Linked DNA regions of Homo sapiens: region 2 is linked to region 1. A link is an interaction called in ENCODE POLR2A ChIA-PET data of the cell type or tissue named here. Cell type or tissue: MCF 10A. All regions are shown on one strand. Each heading gives the region's core, and the rest is flanking DNA. Links, peaks and the distances in the headings are about the cores only. Region 1 has its middle 16 kb from the start of DTX1. Region 2 overlaps OAS1 (2'-5'-oligoadenylate synthetase 1).

Region 1 (6,610 bases), core at 596-5,595:
CTTAGCAGAATTCTCTTTATGTTTAATTGGCCAGACTGGGTCACATGTCCCTCCTGACCGTGCACTGGCAAGGAGGCACAGGATGCCAGGATTGGCTTAGACCAAGCAAGACATCCCCTGGGACTGGGTGGAATTTGGGGGGCAAGGTAAAAAGGAGGAATGACTGCTAGGTAGGCAACCAACAGTGTTGGTGCATAATTAATGCTGTTTAAATATTTGGGGAGGGAGCAAATGGACGCCTGAACCTTAGTAGAGATGAAGGTCCCATAGAGGAAGGCACTCGTGGAGGGTTGACTTGGGTCTTCTTAGTGTCAGGCTAATGGTTGGTTTGCCCAGCGCCCTTGAAGATGAACAGGCTATCTGGGGGACTTCACCTTATTAGGTAGGTGGGGTGACCCAGTGGCAGTGGAGGAAGTGGCCGTCACCAGCTGCTGTCCTCTGGGTTGTGACAATCTGATCCTGTCTCACGGCCTCCCAGCCTGGCCTCCAGCCAAGTGGCTGACACCTGGCCAGCCATCTGTCGTCCACCTAGAAGCTAAGTCTGCAGGGGGACACCACAGAGGACACACCAGTAGATTTCCCAGCATGGCGCGGGTGGGGGAAGAGAGGAAGCAGGGAGGGCTCTTCGTCCCAAAGCTAACACCCAGAAAGAGGTCAAGGATATGCGGAAATGGACTTAAAAATTCAATTCTCTTTTATAGCACACTTTCCAAACCTTTACATATTTATTAACTTGTTTAAGTCTCCCCACAGGCAAGGGAGGCAGGGACCACTCTCCTCATTTTTTTCTTCTTTTTTCTTTTTTTTTTTGAGATAGAGTCTTGCTCTGTCACCCAGGCTGGAGTGCAGTGGCGCAGTTTTGGCTCACTGCAATCTCTGCCTCCTGAGTTCAAGCGATTCTCCTGCTTCAGCCTCCTGAGTAACTGGCGTTACAGGCACATGCCACCACGCCTGGCTAATTTTGTATTTTTAGTAGAGATGGGGTTTCACCATGTTGGCCAGGCTGGTTTTGAACTCCTGGTCTTAAGTGATCCACCCGCCATGGCCTCCCAAAGTGCTGGGATTACAGGTTTGAGCCACCGCGCATGGCCAACTCTCCTCATTTTATAGCCAGGCAATGGAGGTGAGAAAGTCAAAAGGCCTTGCCCAAGGTCACCACATGAGTCTCGTCTTGCCGATGGAACACATGACCAAACCTTGCAGCTTAGAACAGCACAGGTGTGTTACCCCACATTTCCGGAGGCCAGAAGCCCTAAAGTCAAGGTGCTGGGTTCATTCTGGAGGGTTCGGGGGGAATCCTTTTCCTTGCCTTCTTCCAGCTCCTAGAGGCTGCTCCAGTTCCCTTATTCCTTGGCGCAGGGCCCCACCTTCATCTTCACAGCCAGCAGCACCCTCCAGTCCCTTTCCCTGCTTCCGCTGTCACTTTTTTCTTCACTCTGATCTTCTGCTTCCTCTTAGAAGGACCCTCCCTCTTATAAAGACCCTTGTGATGACACTGGGCTTACTTGGATCATCCAGGATCATCTCTCATCTCAAGACCCTTAGTCACATCTGCAAGGCCCCTTTGCCGTATGTGTAGGTGTGGGGATGAGGATGTGCGCATCTTTGGGGGCCCTTATTCAGCCTATCACGGCTACCTGGCTGAGGACTGGCTGAGACCTTCTGAGCCTCTTCATTGCTCCTTTGCTCCCAAATCCCCCACCCGCTTCACCAGGGCTGCAGTCATTGACCAACTCTGTCTGAGGTTGCATGCCTCAGTGGCAGCATTTTAGTGAATCCTGCACTTGCCCTTTTTTTTTTTTTTTTTTTTTTGAGACAGTCTTGCTATGTCACCCAGGCTGAAGTGTAGTGGCGTGATCTCAGCTCACTGCAACCTCTGCCTCCCGGATTCAAGCGATTCTCCCACCTCAGCCTCCAGAATAGCTGGGATTACAGGCATACACCACCACACCCAGCTAATTTTTGTATTTTTAGTAGAGACGGGGTTTCACCATGTTGGCCATGATGGTCTCGATCTCCTGACCTCGCGATCCGCCCACCTCAGCCTCCCAAACTTCTGGGATTACAGGCATGAGCCATTGTGCCCAGCCGCCATTCTTAGTTAAGAAGTGAGCATGTGGGCCCCAGAGTCTGACTGTCTGGGTTGAAATCCTGGCTTCAATGCTTTGTGGCTGTGTGACCTTGGATAAGTTACTGCACCTCTCTGTGCCTCTGTTTTCTCATCTGTAAATGAGAGTGAGATAATAGGTACCAGTCCCATAGGTATAGGGTGTGAGGATTAAATGACTTCATGACTGTTGCGTTCTTAGAACAATACCTAATTCAGAATGACCTCAGTTAATGTTAGCTAGCTTAAAAAAAATTAAACAAAAACATTATTGGCCGCGTGCTGTGGCTTACTCCTGTAATCCCAGCACTTTGGGAGGCCAAGGTGGGTGGATCACTTGAGGTCAGGAGTTCGAGACCAGCCTGAGCAACATGGTGAAACCCAGTCTTTACTAAAAATAAAAAAATTAGCCAGGTGTGGTGGTGCACGTCTGTAGTCCCAGCTACTTGGGAGGCTGAGGCATGAGAATTGCTTGAGCCCGGGGGGGGTGGAGGTTGCAGTGAGCCGAGATCTCACCACTACACTCTAGCCGGGTGACAGAGCCAGACTCTGTCTCAAAAAAAATTATTAAAAGCAGAATATTTCATCATTTACCATCTACCAGGTTGCTTCACTGTCTTCTAGGCTTGGGCTTTGAGGTCTGAGTGTGCCAGGGCGTTTAATGCCAGCTGCCACAACAGACAAACCCTGGACTTGCAGTGGCGAAACACAATCAAGGCTTGCTTCTCGCTCTTCTAAGGAGGAGGGCAGCCCTTCCCCAGAGAGAGCACGTGGCCTCGGGGTCACTGTGGCAGGGCAAGAGAGCGGTGGGGCTGCTCCATTTCACAACACCAGCTCTCCATTGCCTTAACTCCCAAAGTCACATGTCAGTCTCACTCCAGTTCCAGCCCAGGAACTAGGTCAGTGGAGGCAGGGATGAGGTGGTCAGTGCTGGGTTGGGGAGGTGGAGCCTGGGACAGAGGAATCACTAATGCAAACCATGGAGTCAGGGAGGCCTCAGGGAGGAAGTGATGACTAACTCGAAGCTTGAACAGGAACTTGCCTAGGACAATCCTGGGTGTGGTCCTGGGATAAACCCTGCAGGAGATTAAGGTTTCAACATTCAGGGTGAGAAACTAAATCTGGATATCTAGAGACAGCTGCACTCCAATGCTCATTCCATCATTATTCACAATAACCAAGATACGGAAACAACCCAGGTGTTCATGGCAGACGATGGATAACGAAACCGTGGTATATACACAAAGATTATTCAGCCTTCCAAAAAGGGAAACTCTGCCATTTACAACAACCTTGATGAACTTGGAGGACATTATGCTAAGTGAAATAAGCCAAACACAAAAAGAAAAACACTGCAGGATCTCACTAGTAAGCGAAATCTAAGAGTCAAATTCATAGATGCAGAGAGTAGAAGGGCTGTATCTGGATTATCTTGAGATGGGAGATGACCCTTGAGAAAGAAGGATGGGGGTAGAACTGGGTGATTCATTGAGGATTTGGCGGACCCAGGAGACATTACCCTGACACATTCAGATCCCAAAACCCTAGCCTAGAAGATAGCGAAGAATCTCTTGGCTGGGGTTCTCAGCCTGGGGATCACAGACTCCTTTGAACTTGGATGGGGAAAGTGATATCTTTATTCTCATTAACTGTGAATTGAAAGACAGCATTTCCTTCTACTATGAACATAGGCAACAAACCACAATGGTGTGAGTAGCGTCTGACTGTGTCATGAATAGAATCCTATAGTTTCCTATTACATTTCACTTGTTGGTGCTGTCTCAAAATATATTGCTTTTACTCATCACTGCTTTGAAGTATTACAGTAATTAGACTGGGATCTTCATTTTATTTTATTTTTTGAGATGGAGTCCCACTCTGTTGCCCAGGCCAGAGTGCAGTGGCGCAATCTCAGCTCACTGCAGTCTCTGCCTCCTGAGTCCAAGCCATTCTCCTGCCTCAGCCTCCCAAGTAGCTGGGATTAAAGGCGTGCACCATCACACTCGGCTAATTTTTGTATTTTTAGTAGAGATGGGGTTTCGCCATATTGGCCAGGCTGGTCTTGAACTCCTGACCTCAGGTGATCCACCAGCCTCAGCCTCCCAAAGTGCTGGGATTACAGGGGTGAGCCACCTAGCCCAGGTTATTTTAACACAGCCTGAATTAATTGTAGCTCAAGAGGGGTGCCCCTAACAACCTGCAGCTGAGGAGTCTTGCTGAGATCTGCCAGGCTTTGGGCAGCACTGGTGCAGTGGACTGAATGTCTATGTCTCCTCAACCCCTAAATTCATACATTGAACTCCTAACCCACAGTGTGATGGTGTGAGGAGGTGATGTGAGAAGGTGATTAAGTCATGCAGGTGGGGACTTCATGAATGGGATTAGTGCCCTTATAAAAGGATCCCTGGAAAGCTTCCTTACCCCTTCAGCCATATGAAGACACAGAGAGAAGGCAGCTACCTATGAACCAGGCAGCTACCTATGAACCAGGAAGAAGGCCTTCATCAGACACCAAATCTGCAGACGCCTTGATCTTGTATTTGCCAGTCTCTGGAACTATGAGCACCACATTTCTGTAGTTTCTAAGCCACCCAGTCTATGTATTTTGTTATGGCAGTCCTGAAAGTAACCCCCGTTGGTGAGGGTCTTTCTCTGGGTCTTAAATCAGCATGACTGCAATGGGAGGCACCCAGCCTGGGTGGGGGGGCTGCACCCCGGCTTCAGGGCTCAGTGGGAAGACTTTGGGGGCTTCTTATCATTCAAGGGAGAACAGCTCTTTCTTTCTTTCTCCTTTCTTTCTTTCTTTCTTTCTTTCTTTCTTTCTTTCTTTCTTTCCTCCCTCCCTCCCTCCCTTCTTTCTTTCTTTCTCTTTCTTTCTTTCTTTCTTTCTCTCTCTTTCTCTCTCTCTCTTTCTTTCTCTTTCTTTCTTTCTTTCTTTCTTTCTTTCTTTCTTTCTTTCTTTCTTTCTCTCTCTCTCTCTCTCTCTCTCTTTCTTTCTTTCTTTCTTTCTTTCTTTCTTTCTTTCTTTCTTTCTTTCTTTCTTTCCCTTCTTTTTTTTGAGACAGAATCACTCTGTCACCCAGGCTGGAGTGCAGTGGTGCGATCTCGGTTCACTGCAACCTCCACCTCCCAGGTTCAAGTGATTCTCTTGCCTCAGTCTCCTGAGTAGCTGGGATTACAAATGTGCCCCACCACCCCCAGCTAATTTTTATATTTTTAGTAGTGACACGGTTTCATCATGTTGGCTAGGTTGGTCTCAAACTCCTGGCCTCAAGTGATCTGCTTGCCTCCGCCTCCTAAAGTACTGGGATTACAGGCATGAGCCACTGTGCCTGGTCAATATTTTTGTTTTTGATTACCCATGGCCATTATAACCTTATCTCTGTGCGAAGTGACATCTTAGCTAGAGGGTGTCCTACCCAAAACCAGGTTTTTGGGAGTCCATAGAGTTAAAGAATTAAAAGCTGAGAATTTGGAGATTGAGGGGGCCCAGAGTAGAATTCTGCCAGGCTGCTTGTTTGTGCAGGCTCTTTGGGCAAGGGACTTAACTTCCCTGGGCCTCAGTTTCCCTATTTGTAAAATGTGAATAATGGTCTTCAACTTAGAGGGCAGTTTGGAGGCATTCAGGGCTATGAGGCCCTTATCTCAGGTCTTGTCACAAGGGAAGTGAGTGCTCGGTAAATAGCAGCTGCTCTTGTCACCTTCGCCTGGGCCAGATCAGGGCCCGCAGCAGGTTCCTTCTTTTCCCTGGCCATCCCTCTTCACTCAGCCTGCAGTGAGCAGCATTGCTGGCTTCCTGGAGGAGGCCATCTCAGTCTTCTAAATCAAGCTGGACAGTGGGGCATGCATTGCCCATCAGTAGGGACATTGGGACTCAGAGCAGCTTTGAAACAGCAGGGCCCGATAGTGCCCCTGAAATGTGGTTTGCTAATGAAGTTTCTGCCTTGGCTCTGGGCCTTTCTGAACTGTTTACTGCAGGAGGACTGTGAGCCTTTAGTTGCCTGCAGGAGGAGGCAGGTAGAAGACAGTGAGGCTCCCCAGCGTCCAGCGGAGTTGAGGTCCCAAATCTTATACAGTGAGGATTCCAGGGTGTGAGCATGGGAATACTTCCTGATCAAGACCTGGGCAGTGACCTTGGGTTAGAGAGCTGCTCTGAGCCTCAGTTTCCCCCTCGGTCAGATGGAGATGAAAATACCTACCTCATAGGCAAGGATCCAATGAGGATGAATGAAAACTTCGAGCTGAGCACACAGAACACTCTAAGAGTGAGCTGCTTTTGTTCTCTCTGCTTTGGACAGGATGCCCAGGGCTGAGCCTAGCTTGCTTTGGATGAGTGAAAAATAAGATAGGGATGTAACCCAGTGTATTTAGTCCAACAGGATTTCCCAAGAGCCCTTAAGAAGAGTTATGGGCCAGGTGCGGTGGCTCACACCCGTAATGCCAGCACTTTGGGAGGCCAAGGTGGATAGATCACCTGAGGTCAGGAGTTCGAGACCAGCCTGG
Region 2 (6,610 bases), core at 1,243-6,242, 120 kb after region 1:
TAGGAAAACCATCTAACATTAAGATGTTTTGCACAAATGTCAACTCCATGAGGACAGGGATTTTTTTATTTAAAAAATTCTGGAAGTCTTGGCTCTGCAGGGTCATGAGGACAGGGATTTCTGTCTGCTTTTGTGCATTGCTATATTCCCAGTGCCCAGAGCTATGCTTGGCACATAGTAAGTGCTCAATAAATATTTCTTGTTGAATCAATGTATATACACACACAATACCCCTAGATATGCATCTGTACTTCTTGGCTCTGTGCCTTGAAGTTAATAAACACCCAATAAATGGTATTTGCTTTATTTTTATTGTTATTGATAATACATTAGACATTACCCTCCCATCAGGTGCACAGAAGAAAGTCAAGGCTGGAATTTCATTCTCTTATCTAAATCTCTCTGTTCTCTCTCAGGGAATATTTTCAGAGAATAGGTGGAATGAAGTGAGGCTGTGGAGAATGTTATCTATGATAGGATAGAGGGCATAGAAGGCCAGGAGTCAGGAGACCTGGGTTCTGTCCTGGATTATACACCAGCTCACTGAGGAGCTTTGTCCTCTCTGGATCAAGAGTCCCACCTGAAAATGAAGGAACTGGTCCAGATAACACTGGAGCCCTTTCCCCCAAGATGCACTGGCATTCAGAGGATGGTGCAGGTCCAGTCCTCTTCTGCCTGTGGGGTGGATGCTGCCTGGAGTGTGCTGGGTCTATGAGAGAAATGAGGGTACTCATGTGTTCCAATGTAACCATATTTCTGATACCTCCTGGGATCGTCGGTCTCATCGTCTGCACTGTTGCTTTCAGCCTGAAAGGGTGAGACACATGATCACATCAGGGAGTCTTCCTGCATTGCAGCTGGATTCAGTGAGCATTTACGGTAGACACTGTGACATGCCATCTGGATCCCCCTTTGAGGAAGGACTAACAAGCCCCAGCTGCTGGGACAGTGGTCAGCAGACAGACTTCAGCCGTCAGCCCTTTTAGGGGTTGCCTCAGCTGCAGAGAGCCTTTTGCTCAAAGCCATGCCCTTTCCCAAGGTGCCCAAGCACAGTGAGTGATCCACGTAGGGGTATAGAAGCCTGGCCACCTCTGTCACCATGGGGCAGCTCTAAAGGCCATTCCAGCTCCAGGGCTGTCCTTGGAGTTGGCTGAAACTGGCATTCGCTCTGCATCCCTGTTCACTTCTCCCTATTCTCTTTCATGCTTCCTTCCTATCCTTTCTTCCCCCCTTTCCCTGAGTGCTGGTTCCAGTGGCTCTCCCCCAGAACATCCTGCATACTAAATTCCATCCTGGAGTCTGCTTCCTAGCCATCTGCAACATCATCAATCCCCTGGAATCAGACAGATTCCTGCTTGGAGGTGGAAAGATCCAAGACTGGGTCCTTTGCCCCTGTTTAGCTGTGTGACAACCCAAGTCACTCAGCTGCTCAGAGTCTCCCATTGGTCAGATGAGAGGTGGGGATGTGACAAGGCAGGCTGTTTAGCACAGTGACATGAGCACTGGCTTTAGAGTCCACTGAGCTTGAATTCCATTTCCACCACTTGTTAGCTGATGTCCTTGAGCAAGTGACCTCACCTCTCTGAGCCTTTGTCTCATCTGTAAGATGGGAATGATAGAAAACATGCCTCATGGGACTTTTCAAATAACTAAAAGTAGAATGTCCATTCAACCCAGCAATCCCACTACTCGGTATCTACCCAAAGGTAAAGAAATCATTCTATCAAAAGACACCGGCACTCGTATGTTTATCGCAGTACGATTCACAATAGCAAAGTCATGGAATCAACTTAAGTGCCCATCAGTGTGAACTGGATAAAGAAAGTGTGGTATATCTACACCATGGAGTATTATGCAGCCATAAGAAAGAATGAAATCATGGTTGCAGCTGGAGGCCATTATCCGAAGTGAATTAACCCAGAAACAGAAAATCAAATACTTAACATCTGCTAAAGATGGGAACAATAGACACTAGGGACTCCAACAGGGAGGAGGAAGGGAGAAAGGCAAAGGTTGAAAAAATTCTTTTTGGGTACTCTGTTCACTATTTGGGCGACAGGATCAATAGAGGCCCAAACCCCACCATTACACAATATAGCTGTGTAACAAATGGCACATGTGCCCTCTGAATCTAAAATAATAAAAAATTTTTAAAAATGCCTCATGGGATTGTTGTGACTATTTAATGAGAGAGTGCATATTAAAGGGCTTAGGACAGAACCTGAGCCCGAAGCAGACAGTCAATAAATGGTGTTAGAGATTATTTATTATTACTCTTAGGGGAATGAATTCTGGACAAGGGATGTGAAAATTCCAGAAACCCTCGATTGTGACCAAAATGACTGTAAAATATGGAGCACAGCCTGTCACTATATGAATATAAATGGCCTTTGGCAAGAGGTAAGTTCTTTGGAAAGAATGGTCTCCAGCTATATGTCTCAAGCTTCATGGAGAGGGGCAGGGATGAATGGCAGGGAGGAAGCAGGAGGTCTCACCAGCAGAATCCAGGAGCTCACTGGGGACCCATCCCAATTCTTAAAGCATGGGTAATTCAGCCAGGCCTCAGCCTCTTGTGCCAGCTGCCTCCAACCCTTTGGGTCTCCACCACCCAAGTTTCCTGTAGGGTCCGCCGGGTCCAGGATCACAGGCCTGCAGAGCAGCATTTAGAGAGGGACAGGTGAGAAGCTGGGGCTCTGTCTAGGGAGTCCAGATGCTCCTGGGAGAGCAAAATAGCAGCATGGGATGAACTGGGACTCAGAACATGAGGAAGGGCTCCCTGGGGTATGTCCCCAGTGCCCTATTCCCCAGCAGGCAGTGAGCATGAGGAGAAGGAGCCTTGCACTTGCACCTGACAGATGTGGGTTTGAATCCCACCTCTGCCCTTTATCAGTGATGTGCCCTTGGGTAGGTCACTTGAACTCTCTAAGCCTCAGGATTCTTATCTGTAAAATGGGAATAGTTCCACATACCTATCTCAAAGGCTATGCTGTGAGGATAGAAAAAGCCCAGTTATATGAAATGCTCAGCACAGCGACTAGAACATAACATACATATCAGTAATATTGCTAATAATTTTTACTATTATATTAGCATGTGTTAGTCTTACAACAAGCTTTCAATACCTGGGAGCAATTACTATCATTGTTGTTGCTGCTGTTCTTATTTCAGTTCAAACTGCAGCTATTTTACTCATTTTCTGTTAAGGGTTGGACAAGCTCCTTACCTCTCAGAACCTCAGTTTACTCACCTGTAAAATAATTGGCATAGTGCCTGCCTCACAGGGTTGGAGGTAGGTGTTTAAAACAGATGGCAGTAGTAAAATGCCCAGTACAATGATGGGCAACAGGAGATTCTCACTAAGTGGGGAGCCCTCCCACCTCCTCCATTTCCAAGGCACTGTACCTGTATCCAGGTGTTCATTTACATAGGGGAGCTAAGCCATGTGGGGATAGCATACCTGGGTTTCGTGAGCTGCCTTCTCAGGTACTTTTCAATAATGGGGTTTTTAAAGTCATAATACTTTGTCCAGTAGATGCAGAGTTGCTGGTAGTTTATGACTAATTCCAAGACCGTCCGAAATCCCTGGGCTGTGTTGAAATGTGTTTTCATGCTCCCTCGCTCCCAAGCATAGACCGTCAGGAGCTCCAGGGCATACTGAGGTGGCAGCTTCCCAAGCTTCTTCTTACACTGAGAAGAGGAAAAACAATCAGAAAAAAATTGGTTTGCTCAACTTTTGTGTAAACTACACTTCTCATGGGCCAAATCCAGCCTGCCACCTGTTTTTATAAAGTTTCCTTGGAACGAATCCAGGCTCATTCATTTATGTATAGTTTATGACTGCATTCATGCTACAAAGGCAGGGTTGAGTAGTTGCAACAGAGGCTGTGCAGTCCACAAAGTCTAAAATATTTACTATCTAGCCTTTTATTTTTTAAAAAAGTGTACTGGCCCCTTGTTAAGAGCGCTGGATTCTTATTGATGTGGGTTTGAATCCTGGCTTCACCATTGTCCAATTCTAAGTAGATGACTTAGACTCTCAGAGCCTCATGATTTTCATCTGCTAAGTGAGTGGTTGTAATAGCACCTATCTGATAAAGATACTACGAAAATTAACTGAGAAGAAGGACTTGTAATGTTCCTAAGAAATGCACAGAAGCAAATGAAATTCTTTCTGGAGGAATATACATAATCCAAAACCTCAAATTATTTCACACATAATTTTCAAATACAATGACCAGCACATATGTAACCAGGCACACAAGGAAACAAAACACTAAGAGTTATGACCAACAGAAAGAAGAGAAATAGTAATAAACCTACAAACTTTAAATGCTGAAAGACCGAACACAGACTTTAAAATAACTAGGAACTCTACAAGGAAAACTACAAAACATTGCTGAAAGAAAATCATAGATGACACAAACAAATGGAAACACATCCCATGCTCATGAATGGGTAGAATCAATATTGTGAAAATGACCATACTCCCAAAAACAATCTACAAATTCAATGCAATTCCCATCAAAATACCACCATCATTCTTCACAGAACTAGAAAAAACAATCCTAAAATTCATATGGCACCAAAAAAGAGCTCACATAGCCAAAGCAAGACTAAGTAAAAAGAACAAATCTGGAGGCATTACATTATCAGACTTCAAACTATACTGTAAGGCCATAGTCACCAAAACAACATGGTACTGGTATAAAAATAGTCACGTAGACAAATGGAACAGAATAGATAACCCAGAAATAAAGCCAAACACTTACAGCCAACTGATCTTTGACAAACCAAACAAAAACATAAAATGGGGAAAGGACACCCTATTCAACAAATGGTCCTAGGATAATTGGCAAGTTGCATGTAGAAGAATGAAACTGAATCCTTCTCTCTCCCCTTATACAAAATTCAACTCAAAATCGATCAAATACTTAAATCTAAGACCTGAAACCATAAAGATTCTAGAAGATAATATTGGAAAAACCCTCCTACACATTGGCTTAGGCAAAGACTTCATGACCAAGAACCCAAAAGCAAATGCAACAAAAACAAAGATAAATAGATGGGACTTAATTAAACTAAAAAGCTTCTGCAAAGCAAAAGAAATAATTAGCAGAGTTAACAGACAACCCACAGAATGGGAGAAAATCTTCACAATCTATACATCCAACTAATATCCAGAATCTACAAAGAACTCAAACGAATCAGCAAGAAAAAAAAAATCTCATCAAAAAGTGGGCTAAGGACATGAACAGAGAATTCTCAAATGAAGATATACAAATACCAACAAGCGGGGTGGGGGGAATTGGGGAGGGATAGCATTAGGAGATATACCTAATGCTAAATGACGGGTTAATGGGTGCAGCACACCAGCATGGCACATGTATACATATGTAACTAACCTGCACATTGTGCACATGTACCCTAAAACTTAAAGTATAATAATGAAAAAAAAAAAAAAAAAACAAATACCAACAAGCATATGGAAAAATGCTCAACATCCCTAATTATCAGGGAAATGCAAATCAAAACCACAATGTGATACCACCTCACTCCTGCAAGAATGGTCATAATAAAAAATCAAACAATAATAGATGTTGGTGTGGATGTGGTGAAAAGGGAACACTTTTACACCATTGGTGGGAATGTAAACTCATACAACCACTATGGAAAACAGTGTGGAGATTCCTTATAGAACTAAAAGTAGATCTACCATTTGATCCAGCAATCCCACTACTAGGTATCTACCCAGAGGAAAAGAAGTCATTATACAAAAAAGATACTTGCACACACATGTTTATAACAGCACAATTTGCAATTGCAAAAATATGGAACCAGCCCAAATGCCCATCAATCAATGAGTGGATAAAGAAAAATGTTATACACACACAAACACACCATGGAATACTACTCAACCATAAAAAGGAACAAAATAATGGCATTCACAGCAACCTGGATGGAATTGGATACTATTATTTTAATTAAATAACTCAGGAATGGAAAACCAAACATTGTATGTTCTCACTCATATGTGGGAGCTAAGCTATGAGGAAGCAAAGGCATAAGAATGATACATGGGACTTTGCGGACTGCGGGGAAAGGGTGGGGTGTGGCAAGGGTTAAAAGATTACACATTGGGTACAATGTACACTGTTTGGGTGATGGGTGCACCAAAATCACCACTAAAGAACTTATTCATGTAACCAAACACCACCTGTTCCCCCAAAAACCTATTGAAATAGAAAAATTAAAAATAAAAAAAAATAGTCCTCTCTCTGTGATCAGTGGTTTGAATGAGGACAGGAAAGGAGAGGTATCAGAGCCATATATGTATACACATGAATCTGTGTGTGCTCATGTCACAGAAAAGAAGTGTAAATAAAACATAAGATTAACAAATAATAAAAATTAAAAATAAAATAACTAGGAATATCATATTCACAGGATAAAATAAGAACTTTAAATAGTTAGCAGGGAATTAAAAGCCATAAGAAGTACCATGGCAGATACAAAAATATGAAATAGAAATTTTAGGATAAAAATGGCAACTGTAATTAATTACAGCAAATTAGATATAGCTAAAGAGAAAATTAGTTAATTGGAAGGTAGA

The links. Peaks named below come from ENCODE experiments on the same cell type or tissue, not always from the same donor. Only the 100,000 strongest peaks of a DNase experiment are listed, where the experiment ranks them.
Region 2: POLR2A ChIA-PET joins it to region 1 with 5 read pairs; 3 of 35 experiments call an interaction of 5 or more read pairs at or near these places.

What each region holds. Positions count from the first base shown.
Region 1 is chr12:113,037,322-113,043,931 of GRCh38, reverse strand. No RefSeq gene overlaps it. Among named protein-coding and RNA genes, the nearest start is that of DTX1, 16 kb to the left of the region's middle. In MCF 10A, for the core only: no CTCF peak of the experiment used is centred there; a DNase peak (open chromatin) is centred at 3,011.
Region 2 is chr12:112,913,586-112,920,195 of GRCh38, reverse strand. It overlaps OAS1 (2'-5'-oligoadenylate synthetase 1), which reads right to left. Exons shown (of 6, transcript NM_016816.4): 4 at 3,458-3,687; 5 at 2,496-2,649; 6 at 293-807. The coding sequence ends at 643. Among named protein-coding and RNA genes, the nearest start is that of OAS1, 9.9 kb to the right of the region's middle. In MCF 10A, for the core only: no CTCF peak of the experiment used is centred there; a DNase peak (open chromatin) is centred at 3,745.